Linked DNA regions of Homo sapiens: region 2 is linked to region 1. A link is an interaction called in ENCODE POLR2A ChIA-PET data of the cell type or tissue named here. Cell type or tissue: PC-9. All regions are shown on one strand.

The links. Peaks named below come from ENCODE experiments on the same cell type or tissue, not always from the same donor. Only the 100,000 strongest peaks of a DNase experiment are listed, where the experiment ranks them.
Region 2: POLR2A ChIA-PET joins it to region 1 with 14 read pairs; 3 of 35 experiments call an interaction of 5 or more read pairs at or near these places.

The regions. Positions count from the first base shown.
Region 1 is chr6:42,259,066-42,267,065 of GRCh38, reverse strand. TRERF1 (transcriptional regulating factor 1) reads left to right here. Exons shown (of 18, transcript NM_001395490.1): 6 at 1,269-1,315; 7 at 2,212-2,362; 8 at 3,498-3,746; 9 at 7,343-7,727. Among named protein-coding and RNA genes, the nearest start is that of MRPS10, 45 kb to the right of the region's middle. RefSeq lists enhancers at 5,854-5,903, 5,841-6,361, 6,362-6,882. In PC-9, CTCF peaks have their summits at 5,760 and 5,960 (motif pointing left); no DNase peak of the experiment used is centred here.
Region 2 is chr6:42,365,305-42,373,304 of GRCh38, reverse strand. The region is part of intron 2 of TRERF1 (transcriptional regulating factor 1); the gene reads left to right. Among named protein-coding and RNA genes, the nearest start is that of TRERF1, 83 kb to the left of the region's middle. RefSeq lists an enhancer at 5,240-5,329. In PC-9, no CTCF peak of the experiment used is centred here; a DNase peak (open chromatin) is centred at 3,634; H3K27ac peaks cover 1,835 bases.

The sequences.
Region 1 (8,000 bases):
TGTACTGCAGGACTTTTTGTGACCTTTAATATGGTAGTATGCATTGTGAGTCTCGCAGATACCATGTGTGATTGTGGAGATGAAAACCTTAGCTGCCCACATGATCCAGGCTGGGAAAGTAAATAAGCAAAACTGTCTGGTATGAGACATTAGGCAGTGGTGGTGACTGTGAACTAGAGAGCAGATGCCCCATCCCATAGCATTCTCATTAAGGGTTTTTAAAAAACAGTCTAGCCAAACAAACATGTCTGCAGGCCGGTTCATCTTGTGCACCATGATTAACCCTTGATTTGTTCCCAAAAATATTTGACCAGAAAACAGCCTACTATGTGCTGGGCACTTTTCATGCCTTGGCTTATTCCAAGGCATACAGTCACATGACAGCAGTGTCTGAGGAGGAGGTGACCCCAAATGGGAACTGGTTGGATAGAAAGAAAGTTCTGATGGAGGTTGAAGGCCAGAGATGAACTTCCCCTTGAGTTTGTTTTGTCTGGGGTTCAGAACCAGTGGTAACTGAGAGCCTTTGTAAATATAAGAATGAGATGATTTGGCTAAGGCTTTTTAAGAAGAATTCCAGGGCCAGATATGGTGGTTCACACCTATAATCCAAGCACTTTGGAAGGCCAAGACAGGAGGATCACTTGAGCCCAGGAGTTCGAGACCAGCCTAAGCAACATAGCGAGACCTTGCCTCTACAAAAAATCAAAAATTTAGCTGGGTGTTGTGGCGCACACCTGTAGTCCCAGCTACTTGGGAGGCTGAGGCAGGAGGATTGCTTAAGTCCAGGTGGTGGAGGCTGCAGTGAGCCATGATCATGCTACTGCACTACAGCCTGGGTGACAGAGCAAGACCCTGTCTCAAAAAAAAAAAAAAAAAAGAATTCCATCAGGGGGTCTCCTGGCATAATGCTGCGTCTCCCACCTCTTTCTTCTGTGTCCCTTATGGGAATGGAGTCTGTCTGTGCACAGAGTGGGTGCCCTGGGAGAACAGGAAAAAACACGGTGGGGGAGTTGCATCCTGGTGGGCTTGTTGTGGCTGGCAGCAGCTCCAGGAGTGGGGCGGTGGTCCCAAGTCAAGGAGCAATTCAGGGACAGAAGTCAATTGCAGAAGAGTGAGGGAGTGAGTGGACATGAATGGGGTCAGCACGAAGCAGACAGCAGAAAGAGTCCTGGAAGAGTACCTGGTGTTCCCACTGCTCGAGGACTTCTCCCTTCAGAACACGTTTTTTTCTCTTCTTTTTTTCGGTGTCCTGTTTGGCTCAAAATTAGATGCACCTACCTGATGGGAGAGCCCAGCCAGGGTCCCCTGAGTCAAGGTAGGATGAGTGGAACCTTGTTGGTATTTTGGGAGACGGGGAGGATTTTCTGGGGTGTCTCTCATGATTCATTTTTAAATTCCAAGTCATTCCTCAAAGAAGTGTGTAGAAATAATAATAGCAGCTGTTGTGTTTGAGTGCATACTATGGGCTAAGCACTAGGCATTATGTATAGTAAAGTAACCTATGAGGGTGGGTGTGATTACGATGTGCCTATACTCAGTAAGCACTCAATAATTGTTAGCTATTATGATTGTTACTTTACAGATGAGAAAACTGAGGCTCAAAGAGCTTAAGGTTACATATCAAGTAACAATGCTGGGATTGACTGCAAAGCCCATGTTCTGTCCACTGTGCATTCATTCAGTATTTATTGAGTGCCTACTGTGTGCCAAGCATAGAGCTAGGTTTTGAGAATGCAGCAGTGAACAGTACAGACTTGCTTCCTCATCCCATGGGCATGGTCAATAAAGATTTAGCCAAACCTGATAAACTGCTGAAGCGTGCAGTACGGCGGCTGCCCCAGGAACTTGCACAAATGTCTCTAAGTGGGGAGGCTTTTGGAGGAGCTGGGCTCAGGCTGACCCTGGAAGGGTAATAAGCTATCGTTCCCAAGTCAAAATCCATTGCCTGAAGCCTTGGTATGAAGAAGGACATTTTGTTCAATTCTTGCATGACTTTGAGAAGGCCTTTTCCCACTCTGGAGCCTCAGTTTTTCATCTATAAATTGAACTTTGTTCTCTAAAGGGCACTGGGGTGATACAAGTGGTGCCATGGACAATGGGATCATTGGATGAATGAAATGGGTTTGTGGTGGGTATGAGGTCTTGTGGCAAGTCACTGTTTCCCCTTCCTCAACGTATGTGTCCTCTCCATTTGACTCTTCCCTTGAGCAGTGGCCAACCCAAAGGAGCGTTTGGGGAGCAGTTTGATGCCAAGAACAAGCTGACATGCTCCATCTGCCTGAAGGAGTTCAAGAACCTGCCTGCCCTGAATGGCCACATGCGGTCCCACGGGGGAATGAGGGCCTCCCCCAACCTCAAACAGGTTAGCAGGAGCCAGTTCCCGGTCCTTTCTAGGTCGTGTGCTGCTTGCTTTGCTTTGCTGCCGTCAGACAGAGAGTGATGTGAGCCCCATGCGGGACCTGGCGAGGCACAGTCCTCCCTTGACAGGAATGCTTAGGCTTTGGCGCTGGGAGCCAGCCAGGTCAAGCAGCCCCACTTCCCCAGCTTTATGATGAGCAAGGGTCAAAATCAGAGGCGCTAGAAAGCCTTTTAGGGCATCCCAGCTTCTCTCTCTGCCTCCTGGAGAAGACAGCAAAGGAAAACATGTAAATGCAATATTATTTTTAAACTTCTGCTGCTTGACACACCCAAGACCAGGCCCACTGGGGCCTTCCAGATTAGTGGTCAATTGCCAGAGAAAGCTAATATAATCATCAGGCTCTCAGCCAGAATTTTCTATTTACTGATGCAGTGGTGTTCAGCTCAACATCCAAAGATCCTTAAATACCCTCTGGATTATCCAGGTAGGATATCCAGATAGTAAACTATCCACAAATTTTAGAGTTAGATTAAAATCAAAAAATTTTCTCAGAATTATTTTAATATTGTTACTCTTAATTTAAATCTATGGGATTAAATCTCTGTTGAACAGAATTTTTGATTACCCAGATCACTCCATCTCCTGGCCATGCCAGATTATGTTTTTTAAAAAAGCTTTTGTCTTTACTTGTTAAAAGTACATGTTTTGTATCTCCAGTGTGGTTTCCTGACCTGAATAAAATTTAGGATGGAATGCCTATTTCCATTTGACAAATGAGTGAACTAAGGCCCATAGAATTAAAAACTCCTACACAAGATCGTACCTTCTTTTGGACTGATTACAAGTCCGTGTCCCTTTCTTTAAAAGCATGACAACCACACAATTTTTTTAAAATAGTTTAATACACAAGTAATGCATGGTCAAGAATTTTTAACTGTAAAAAATGGAGTCCAGCCTCTTCCACCATCAGCTGGCATCACTCCAGCCAAGGGACTCAGGATTGCAGGAAGGAAATCGCCCTGCAGCGGTTCTCTATCACCCATACCTGATGTCCTGGAACCTTTCGGGAAAAGCAAAGTGCATCCCCCTTGTGAGAGCTGCTCTCAGCCCAGGATCAAAGCCTTTATTGTCTGTGTAGGAGGAAGGAGAGAAGGTCCTGCCGCCTCAGCCCCAGCCACCACTGCCGCCTCCGCCTCCGCCTCCGCCGCCACCACAGCTCCCTCCCGAGGCAGAAAGCCTCACGCCTATGGTCATGCCCGTGTCTGTCCCTGTCAAGCTTCTCCCGCCCAAGCCCAGCTCTCAGGGGTTCACCAACAGCACCGTTGCCGCCCCCTCCGCCAGAGACAAGCCAGCCAGCTCGATGTCGGACGACGAGATGCCTGTGCTCGTGAGGATGACCCTCTCTCCCCCACACTCACCCCAAGGGGCTGCCCCCCGCACGCCTGCTGTGAGTTGCTGCTCTGCCCCACCTGCCTGGGTGGGGACATCCCTTTGCTTTCTTGGAGATGGGGCGGCCCTTCCAGAGTCACTGACCTGAGCTTGGATACGGCTTGGTCTCTCAGGGCTGAACCCGTGGCCACATTGGGAACCCTACCCTTGTTCACACTGCCTGCTCCCCATTAAATGCCAAACTAATGGCCTAGGTTAGATTCTGAGAGACCCGAAAGTGTTCCCAGGTTTAAACAGAGACGATCATTCAGCTGGGAGTCACTGAGACAATCATAGCCATTATTGAAATATGGAAGTCCTGTATCCCAGAAAGTAAGCAGCTGTTGCCCCAGGCCCTGGCCCCTTCCCCAGGATCTCCAGACCTCCCAAATCCACAACCAAAGAGGTAACCACTGGCGCAGCAGGCTTCCAGGCAATAGCCCTGGCATCCATTCTGACAAGCAGCCTTACCAGTTGCTTAATATTTTTGTCTGCTTAAATACCCTGGAGAACCTAATTCGTTAAAGTTCCCAAAGTAGTTCCACTGAGAGCCACCCACCCCTAATCTCAGGAAAGCAAAGAGATTTGTTTTTCTCACTCACTGTTCTCCTTTCTCCAATTTTAAGTGCTTCACTCAAACAGCTTAATTTGCCTCTGGGAAGGGTTTCCGTCTGTCTGTCTCTCTCTCTCTCTCTCTCTCTCTCTCTCTCTCTCTCTCTCTCTCTCTCTCTCTCTCTCTCTCTCTCTCTCTCTCTCTCTCTCTCTCTCTCTCTCTCTCTCTCTCTCTCTCTCTCTCTCTCTCTCTCTCTCTCCTCTCTCTCTCTCTCTCTCTCTCTCTCTCTCTGCCCCTAGGGAATTTGTGACCTGTGTGGTTGGCAATATCAAACCTACCCCCTCCCCACAAAGTGGCATGTTGGGTCATATTTGTCCTTAGGAATAGGTAGCTGCTGGGAATCCAGGAGGCATAAGGGTAGGCTGGGCCAGGGTAGAGGGAGAGAAGATAATGAATACAACTAGAAAAGTACAGAAAAAAACCTTTATGGTGTAATATCAAGTCCTCAAAAGAAGAGAAACTGATGGAGAACTGGGGGGAAGATTCTCATAAGCCGTCAGGACTTGGGGGTCAGCAACAGGCAGAGAGATGAAATGACACATCCAAGCTCCCTCTTTGCCCAGGGAAGTTCGTGCTTTGGCAGGAGAAACAGTGTTTCCTTGGGGAAATAGTTCCCTTGGGGAACTCTCAATTAAGAGTTCATAGTCACATGGGGGTCAGAGTCCCAGGCACACCCCCCCCACCCCTTCAAGATGGTAAGAGAAAGACAGGGGCAGACAAGAAATTGATGCTTTAAGTGTGACTGGATGAGAATACACCTGGGTAGCCAAAGTCATTATGGACTGGGGAGGGGCAAGGGAGTTTGCTCAGGAGATCACCATTAGAGTTCTGAGCAGGATTTTGAAGGAAGGGATGAACTTGGCTTAATGGAAGGGTGAGAGAGACCTCGTTGGTGGGGGCGGTAGGCTGAAGTGGAAGCATGTAGGTGGGACTGAATACATGGGAACAAGGCCCTGGCACTTAATGTAAAGAAATTAAAACATCCAGGAAGGAGCCCCGAGTGCCCATCTCAGTTTGGCTCCTAGCCAGCTGGGATGAAGACAGCTGAGACCTGCCCCCCACTCACAGCCTCAGTTTCCTCCCCTGACCTTGATAGGGTTGGACTCATCAGTGGTTCTCATCCTTCTCTGTGGGCAGCTTTTTAAAGTTTTCAGTGCTTGGCCTCACCCCCAAAGTGTCCAAATAGCTTGGTGGGGTGGAACACTGTAAGTGTTTCCTCTCAAGTGACAACCATATATGACATCCTGGGTGGCTTCTCTTGCCCAGTGGCTCAGAGCCTTGCCTGGAGGATCGGAAAATCCAGGTTTAGAGCTGGAGTAACAGGACAAGAAGCTGGAGGAGAGGGAGCCCAAAAGGGACCTCTGGCCCTGTGATCAGAGGTCTGGATTGCAGTGCTGCGTTGAGATCATATAAGGTCTGCATGTTCTTGGATGATCTTATCTGTTACCCGGGAACAGAGTGTATCTTCAGGGCTGCTCCCCTTGGGGGGGGCACAGGCCTCCTTCCCCCATTCTCCTCAGCCCCTCTCTCGCCTCAGCCTCAGGCGCTGAGGAGCCCTCTGGTGGAGAAAAGAGGCGGTTGAGCGCGCTGGCCTAAGGAGGGTCCCCTGGGGGTGAGGCGCGGGGATAGGGGAGGGGTGGGGGCGGGGGTAGTTAGGAACCTCACTCTGGAGCCGGGAGCCTGGGACCCTCTGCCCCCTCCTCCTTTCCCCACTCTCTGCCTCCCTAGACTCCTCTCCTAGAGGCCAGGATGGCACCATGGAAGGCAGAGAAGCTGAGGGAGAAACAGAAGGGGGCAGAGCCTGAAGCTCTGGAGGGAGAGGAGCCCAGAGCAGAGGAGCCCATGGGGCAGGTCACATGGCCTGGAGGCAGATGGTCACATGACCGTAGCCAGCCCTTCCCATCACCCCCTGCTGCTTCCTACCCAGGCGCCACCCTGGGCTCAGGAGTCTCCAGGACCTGCAGCTGTGACTGGCCCCTGGCCTGCAGGGCCTGAGAGGGCACCCCAGACTGCCCAGAACCTTCCCTCAGGTATCCCCGTGGCCCCTCCCAACCACACTGCCTCTGCAGCCACACCCAGCTCTCGACTTTTCTGGGCTGATGCTACCACACAACCCGAGTCTGTTTCTGTTTGGCTTTGGCATGCCCTGCTCATCTGTTTACGTGCCTATGTTTACTTATTAGTATATATGTATCCATGTGGCAGATCCTCCTTCCAGACTATGCTTGGTTCCGCTGCCATTAAAATAAACTAACTCTCCTGACAGGAAGCCAACCTCAGAGAAGAGTTTGCTACAAATAAGCTACGAGTTCTGGGAGCAATAGTGAGGGGTGGTGACGGGGGAGGTTAACCAGATCCGTTTTTAGGTGAGCACATGGAAGGGCCCTTAGAGGTCATCGAAGGCTCTCCCCCCCTGCTGAAAGTGACCCAGGAGAGCCCGGTGTGGGTCGCTGGCCTTAGGAACCTTGGCTAGGCTTGAACCCCCACTTCCTGCCTCACAGGTCTCGGTCCCAGCTTCCCTGAAGAGATTATTCTGTCCCCTTCTCAGAACATGTGGTATCTGTTCCTGATGTCCGTCCCTGGGGAGCAATGGGGGAATTAAAGAGCCCACTCAGCTGGATTCCACTCAAACAGATGGGAATGTAGTGATAAGCAATAAAGAATTTGAATTTATTACTTCTTGCCCACCCACTATTCCTACCACCCCCAGCTCTTTCAGAAATTAGGGATTTCTTCCAAAACCTTAGTTTTCTCCCTAGTCTAGCAACCAGAACTCGCTTTGCCTAAAATGGATGTGGTCAGAATGTGGGGGCGTTGGGGGTGGGGGGGTCAAGCAGAAGGGCTCTCTGCTTAGACAGTAGAAGGCCCCCTTCCCTGAACCTGTGGAAATGGCCTGCGGGGGAAGCTGAAGTATTCGAATCAGATCGTTGTTCCGGTTTTAGGAAATCCCCAGGAAGCATCAGCCGAGTGTGCCCAAAGCCGAGGAGCCCCTCAAGACCGTGCAGGAGAAGAAAAAGTTCCGGCACCGGCCGGAACCTCTCTTCATCCCGCCGCCGCCCTCCTACAACCCGAACCCCGCTGCCTCCTACTCGGGCGCCACCCTGTACCAGAGCCAGCTGCGCTCCCCGCGCGTCCTCGGGGACCACCTGCTCCTGGACCCCACCCACGAGCTGCCCCCTTACACGCCCCCACCCATGCTGAGCCCGGTGCGCCAGGGCTCGGGGCTCTTCAGCAATGTCCTCATCTCCGGCCACGGCCCTGGCGCCCACCCGCAGCTGCCCCTGACGCCCCTGACGCCCACACCACGGGTGCTGCTGTGTCGCTCCAGTGAGTCACCCCTTTAGCGTCCTCCTGGGCTCTGGGTGCTGGGTAAAGTCCTGGGACATCTCGTTTTCTTTAGCTTTCTCATTTATCCCACAGACTTTTGCGGAGTATTGGCTGTATGTAGCACGCGCTGCTGGGTGTTAAGAAAGACTTGGAATACATAGCCCTTATCCTCAAGGGAATCGCAGTCTAATTGGGAGACAGATGCATAAAGTGATCACTACAGTCTCTGGGATAAGGAAACAGTTGAAATGTTCACCCACTTTTTAAGGCTGC
Region 2 (8,000 bases), 110 kb before region 1:
CACCTGGGCCTCCCAAAGTGCTAGGATTACAGGCGTGAGCCACCGCACCCAGCCTCTTCCCCTTCTTAGGTGACTCAGGATGTGCCCAGTCCACCAGTGCTCCCTTCTTCACAACACTGTGGCTGTTAGAAAGAAGAAAGTGCCCCGGCCACACCAGCAGGATGGCCACTGGTATTTTGACTGTAGCAAGAATAACAAATTATATTTATTGACAGCATTTTATGTGCATCCTCTCATTAAATCTTTACAACAACCATAGCATGGGTACCCTGATTATCCTTGTCTTCATCCTGTTACTGAGGAAAAATGTGGAGCTGAGAGAGGTTAGCAAGCTACCCAGTTGCTCAGCTAGCCAGAGGTAGAGTTGAGCTCAGACCAATTCTGACGTGACTCCCGAACACACACTCTTACCCTTTGCCTGACTCAGGGTCTCATTCCTCCGTAGTGGGGCCCCACCCACCCTGTGGTCAGTGCCACGTGTGTGCTGGCCCACTGCTTGGGATGGTCTTCCTACTTCCTCTCCAGTTGACCCCATTGAACCCATTTTTTGAGACCCAACTCAGATCTCACTTCCTCTGAGACCTTCTCATCCCTCTCCATCTCTCTATTAGGCATCAGTGGCAGGCGATTCTCTGCCATCCCTTGGGATGTTGTCTGGCTGTTTTGAGTGTGCGCATCTCCAAAGTCTCCAATGAGAATCCAGCTTTCTTAGGTGCGAATCCTAGGTCGTGAGTTTTCTTTCACTCAAAAGGTTTAGTTGAAGAGACTTTAAGTTAGTTAGGGGGAAGGGAACTGACTGGGAGGATACAGCACCCAGAGACTGGACTCTAAGTGGTCACAGGGGAATGGTCCTGTGGGGGGAAGCCATTGCCACTCTGAGGCCTGAAGGAACTCCATTGGAAAGAACTGTCCCTGTAGCCCAGTGAGAGCCGTAGCTGTTGGACAGAAGCCTCATGTAGGAGCTGATGGGTTTGAGAACTGGCTTTCTACTTGGTTAGTAAGAGCTCAACAAAAGCCAACAGGGAGGACTTTCTTTAAGGCAAATGAAGAACAGAAGCTAGAGCTGACTCTAGTAGGAGCTTACAGTCTAGTTGAGGGGTTTTTGTTTTTGTTTTTGTTTTTTGAGACTGAATTTTGCTCTGTCACCCAGGCTGGAGTGCAGTGGCTTGATCTCGGCTCACTGCAACCTCTGGCTTCTGGGTTCAAGTGATTCTCATGCCTCAGCCTCCTGAGTAGCTGGGATTACAGGCACCTGCCACCATGCCCGGCTAATTTTTGTATTTTTAGTAGAGACGGGGTTTCACCATGTTGGCCAGGCTGATCTCGAACTCCTGACCTCAAGTGATCCACCCTCCTTGGCCTCCCAAAATGCTGAGATTACAGGGATGAGCCACTGCGCCCAGCCTTAGTTGAGATTTTGAGGGAGGGAAAACAGGCACATACCTCCTACTTAAACAGAACAGTGCTGCTACAGGGCAAGATTTCCCCCTGAGCAGATGAGCTTGCCATATACAAGCACAATGTGGGGGGACATTTAAGGAGACAGAATTGCCAATGGCTTCTTTCTTATAGGACAGGGGCTGAATGCTAGTCCAGCTCTGTAGGGTTCCCCAGAAGGCCTCACACAGGTCACAGATGCATCTGGTTGAGCATGCCAATCTGTGTTTTGGCACTCTTGAAGTCTCAAAGTTCTTTAAAAAGCTACCTCGAGAGCCCCAGAAGTTTGGATACATTGCAAATGTCCTTTGCCTTTGGAGCTGATGCCAAGGAGGGGGTTGAGCATCAGGTCTCTTGGCCTCGGGAACCGCTACATTGGGAGGACCTCAGTCTGCCTCCTGTGTGGGGCTGCTTAATCTCATTTCTTTTTTCTCTATTCCTATTTTGCCACCCACTCCTGTTGGCCTAGATCCTCCTAGACACTGGAAGGGTAGATCAAGTGAGGAAGCATTTGGAAGGAGACACAGCAGATGAAAGGTTGAGAGTTCTTTGTTTAGGCCCTTCTTTGCTGGCCCTTGTGAATTTTGGTAAGTTTCCTTAGAGTTTTCTCTCTGCTAGGCCTTGGACGTGCTCAGAGACACTCCAGTTATCCTGAATGCCTTTTACTTCCCTGAACACATCACCTACCCTCTGACCTCCAGGCCTTTGAACTCTCAGTTCTGTTCTTGCTGCCTAGAGCACTCCGCCACCCCTCTTCACTGCCTTGTAAAACATTAGGGAGCCGTGGGGACTGTGGAGAATCCCACCGTTTGCACTCCATCTAAAGAGTTTCTGGGCTCCTGATTTACAGGTTGTGGGCCTGAGGGTTACTTGGATTGTATGTGGCTGCTCCCCTTTGCAGAGACTCAGAAAGCCTTGGGGAGCATAGCCTGGGAAAAACATAGAGGAAAACAGCGAAAACCAGGGCTCAGAGGAGACACTCAGGAGAGGATAGTGGATCCTCCTCAGGGGCCAGGGAGAGCTGATAGGGGGTGACCTCAGAAGGCCAGAGAGGCTCTGGAAGGGGCTTTATACCTATGTGAGGACATTTCTTCTGCATCTGTTCTTGGGGGCTGGCAGGGCCAAGGGTTGACTTGGGGTCAATGCCAGTGGTAGACTCAGGACCCAGGCCACGCACAGAAGCCAGGAGGGCCTGGCTGGGGAAGACCCTTCATTTTACAGAAAAGAGATAATTCTCTATGCCAGTCTGTGACCTGCTCTGGTACCTTTGCTTTTTAAACTATGTAGGTTTCGGACATCAGATAATGCCTTGGTTCATGGTTTTTGTTTAAAGAGATGGGATCTTGCTATGTTGCCCAGGCACTCAAGTGATTCCCTTGCCTTAGCCTCCCAAGTAGCTGAGACTATAGGCATGTGTCACCATGCCCAGCTCTGGTTCAGGTTTTAAACTATTATTTTTTCTTTGTTATGTAAACAAAACATAACAAAGATAACAAAGAGGAAAGGGAAGTGAAAATAATGTCACCCATAATCCCACCACTCAGATATCGTTTACATTTAGAACCTGGACATGCATACTTCCCAGACAATTTTTTGTGTTTTTATAAATACAGAAGCAAATCAGAGATGCATTTTGTAACCTGCTGTGTGTATGTGTGTATGTGTGATTTGTGTCCATTGAAAAGAATATATGCTTTCCCAAATTCGAATGGTAGGGTATAAAGAGACCCCCCCTTCCCCTGCATCCATCCTTTACCCCCTAATTCTGCTCCTCAGAGGCAGCCTCTTTGAATAGTTGCTGGTATATCGTTGGTAGGGGAGACATTTAGAAGGGATAATGTGTGTGGAATAGCAAAACTGTTAGTATGGCTTGTACAGATGTTTTCATGTGGAGGTCAGGAGGAAGGTGAAGGGTAGGTTTAGAGGGACTGGGAAGTAGTTTGTGGTTACAGAAGAGACTTTCAGAAACTGGAGTTAGAGAAGGAGGAGACGGAGAAGTTTTTAGGCCTGGGTTTTGATTGGATTTGTCATAAGGAGCAGGGTGAGTGAAGGTGAATGCAACAGTGGGCGGGGCCAGATATTGTGAAATTTTACCTCCTGGGTGGAGACTGGGCCAGAGAGGGCAGCAGGTATGCAAATAGACAAGAGACACATCAGGAAGTGGTAATAGTATGATAACTGGTAGATATTTGTAAAATACCTTTGCTTGACAAAACAAAAGTTGGCAGCCCTAGTTAGTCCCCTCTTTTGTTTGTTTGTTTAAAAAAAAAGTTTTAGCAAATCTGTGAATACCAAAAACCTGAGCAAACGTGTAGAACCGGACTGGGTGGGGGTGCAGATTTTAGATTCAGTTCTGGTTTTGGGTCTGACTGACTATGCAGTTTTGGACTCCTCAGTTTGTTTGTTTGTTTGTTCATATTTTTTGAGTTGGAGTCTCGCTCTGTTGCCCAGGTTGGAGTGCAGTGGCTTGATCTTGGCTCATTGCAACCTCTGCCTCCCAGGTTCAAGCGATTCTCATGCCTCAGCTTCCTGAGTAGCTGGGTGGCACCTGCCACCATGCTGGCTAACTTTTGTATTTTTAGTAGAGACGGGGTTTCACCATGTTGGCCAGGCTGGTCTGGAGCTCTTGACCTCAAGTGATCCACCCGCCTTGGCCTCCCAAAGTGCTAGGATCATAGATGTGAGCCACCGTGCCTGGCCTCCTCAGTTTTTTTTAGATCCCAGCCTTCTTATCTGCAGATAAGCAGTTCTCAACCCTGTAGGCACATTAAAATCACTGGGAAACTTATAAAAGGAAACAGTTGATGTCAGAGCCCCACTCCAGACTGAATGTGTCAGAATCTTGGGGAGCCTGGGAATTTTTTTCAGAAATGCAGCTAACATTGGGAACCCCTGGATTCGGGTCATCTTAATTGCTCATTTTAGCCCTAAAATGTTACTATTCTCTGTATTGTATCATATAATTTCATTCCTTTCAGATACTGTGCACAAATGTCATAAACTTCTTACATACCAAGAAGTCATTTTTTAACTAAAAAACTCCCCATAATTCTCATTAGGCCTGTGATATAATGCCTATGTCCTGCAATCAATAAATTAGAATCATAAATGTAGTAAAACATCAAATAATTACTTTTTTGACCCAGAAGTCCAAAGCGTGGACTTTAATCTTTAATTTCTCATTCCCTCATTTTGAAAAAACTACTGCCTGGAGTCCTGGGGCCATCTCTATTTGTAAAGAAGACGCTGAAACATTGAGACATTACTGGAAGTGTCTTTGCTAGAAGAATTGTGTATACCGTAAGTTCCAAATTAGGAGGTCCAGTTTGGGGAAGCTTTATCGGATCTAAATTCTACATGGAGTGGGAGGTGTTTAGAGTCTTGGTGCTTGCTGTTTTATCTTTACCATTGAAGTTCTTGGTTTTGTCTCTTCCTAAATGAGTCATTTTTTTAAAAAGGAACCTAACTTGGGGGGGCGAGGAAACCACTGCGGGAGGTGCTGTGTGGGGGCGCCGAGGAGCCAACCATCAGGAGACTGAGTTTACAGCTGGGCCCTCCACTCAGGAGGGGTAGAGGGACCTGTCCTTGCTGAGGGTGACTCAGAGACAAGTGGGACATAACCTGGTTGGGGAGGTACAATAGGAAGGTATTGATGTTGTGTATTAATCTACCGAGTATTTACTGGAGCACAGCCACCAAGTATACTGCCTGGATGCAGGGCCCATTCCACGGGCACTTGGGAGATTGTGAACAATCTCCCAAGTTTGTCCTCTACTTGAGATGAGACACAGATTGTGTCCACATTTGCCTGCACTTTCAGATAAGTGAACTGAAGTTATCGAGCCCCATACTGGTGTGAGCAATGCAAGTAAAAATGTTAGGGCCAGGCAGGGTGTCAAAGTGGAAGGAGATGGCAGCTGAGGACCCCATTGTGGAATGCTAAAGGGCCCGATGATACAGACGCTGGCCGGGCAGCCAGATGGAGATCAGATCGGGGATGGGAGCTCTGCGGGACCTCTGTGTGTCACTTCCCCTTTCTGTGCTAAGATCTCCCAGCTGAAAAATGGTCCCCTGCTATACACCTCAGTCACCAGGCCCCTGCCAGCTGTTGGGAGTACCTGATGTCCTAGATGCCTGAGTGGGTAGGGGTGGGAGAGAGAGCAGGAGGGGGTGAGCAGAGCCTGGCTTTGGAAACCAGAGCAGCTCCACACATTTTGGCCCAAATCCCTCCCATGCTTGGGGTGAGGAGAAGCCCAGGGTAAGGGTGCCTCCCTACAGCCAGGAAGATCTTGGTGCGGTGGGAGTGTTGGCTCTGCACGCCTCTCCTCCACACAGAGCCCCCAGCAGGGCCGGATTTCATCTTTTCTCAGTGGCGTGCAGCCTCTTGCCATTGTGCATGCGTGTTTTCTAAGTTTGTCACAAACTTCCTGTTTAGGTACAATCAGAGGCTCGGAGCTTTGTGTGTTTTGAAACCCGGGCATTCACCGAGGTCCGGTGCTTCTCTCTTACCAGCAGTGGGGTGGCCTGTTTGTTTCTTTGCGGACTTCTGCCATCCTTCTTTGCAAACCTTCTTGCTGGGAAATGCTCTGTGGCCTCTGTGCTTGTTTCTGTTAGTAAGAGTGGAGAGAGCTGTGAGGTCTGAAGGCTGGAAAGGGGGAGGGGAGCAACACTGAGTGTGCCCCTTATGTAAGGCCAGGCCTGTGCTAGATATTATACTTCTATACACTTAATTTTATTTAGGCCTCACAGTCACTCATGCAGAGCCAGCCTCCAAGAGGTGAAGGCTGACCTGGCTGACGAGGTCAGGATTTGATCGCAGGCCTGACTCCAGTGCTCCTGTGACTTCAGCTAAGTCCTGAGGAGTACAATGCCCCTTTGGTTGCCCCTGGTTTGGGCAGATCCTGATTTCTTATGGGGCATCTTGGTGACAGCATCCCCTTGAAACCTGTGGTTTTCTCTCAGCCCCATGTTACCCAGATCTGCCTGTCTGCCTGGGGTGATCAGATGGCCCTTGAGTGTTTTGCTGATTTTCACCTTTCCCAGGCATCTCCCTCTTGTGGCTCTGGGAATCCCAGAATTGTTAGATGGTGGTCCATAGCTGGTGATCGAAGTGGATCAGTCCAGCTCCTCATTTCCCAAAATAGAATATTCTTTTTCCTGCTTCTGGTTGCCCAGTCCTGACTGTTCTGCCAGTCACCATGAGCTTCTCCACACAGCTGGATTTCTCACATTTCAAGCTCTCCCTTGAAGAAGGAAGAAGAGAGTATATCTATCTATGTCTACAAAAGCATGTGAAAGGGTGGTAAAGGAAGGACACCAAGACCTTGAATATGCAGGTGCAGGAAGAGGAGGGAGGAGCCAAACCCAGCCATCCTCCTCCCCGTTAGAGTGGATGTTAGGAGGTGCCGGACTCTGGTGCCTCCTGCACAGGAAGAATAGGTATGCCTCCCAGCTTCAAGAAGGCCCTGTGTCTCTTCACTTGGCCATCTTGGTTCTCCTACATTTTCTGAAAAACTTCTGGAATCATATCACCTGAGCATCAGAATTGTTCTGTGGATCAAATAACTGAGACACTGTGTTGAGCAGCGGGCAGTTGCAAGCATTGTCAATACACGATTCATTGCCCTCAAGAAGCTGGCAGTCCACATGGGCACAGGGAGCTCTTGCCCAGAGAAGCTAGATGCAGTGAGCTCAGAAGAGCCAGGAGAGCTTGGTAAGCTGGGTTGGTGCCACCCAGCAGACTGCAGGAGAGGGCTGGAGCTGGGTGGCCAGAGGGCAGAGCTGCAGGGGAGGAATGTGCTGGGTGTTAGGACCTTGACGGGGTGCATGGACTGGGCAGGGGATTACAGATGGGGTGAGCAGAGGTACGCATGGGAAACAAGATTGAAGAAGGAGATGTGCACCATTTATGAAGGATCCCAAGGGATGGCTGTGGAGCTTGGAATGTTCCTGTATTGAGGAGCCTCCAAAGCCAAAGCATGGAGCCGGGATTAGTAAATGCAATGCTGTAAGAAGATCCGTCTCGATTTGTGAACTGTAAATGGGCAGTGCTGGGAGGTAACTTAGGAGACATTTATCATGTCAAGAGTTAGGAATGAAATGTTGAGGACTTGGACTAGGGTGGTGGTAGTGTATGTAGAAAAGACGAGAGGGAAGTGGAAGGTTTCAAATCTTAGCTCTGCCACTTGCTACCTGTGTGCCCTTGAGCAAATTACTTCATCTCTTTCAACCTGTTTTGTCATCTATAGATAGAGGCTAAAAACACTTCACAGGACTCTTGTTTGAGGATTTTAACTTGTAACACACCCAGCACTTAGTAGGTGCTCAAGGAATAATGAATCTTCTCATGCGGGAAGAGGCATGGTTTTGTGACTGGGAGGGATTAGGGGAGTGGAGTATGAGGTTCTGAGTCTGGGAGCCCGGGAGAATGATGAAGCCTTCACAGAAAGAGATGGAACTGCTTGGGGCCTTTGAATTCAGCTTTAGGAACTTCTCCTCCTAAACCCTGGCTACTGAGGGCTGTCACAGAAAACCCCACATCCATGCAGATTGTGCCTCTACGA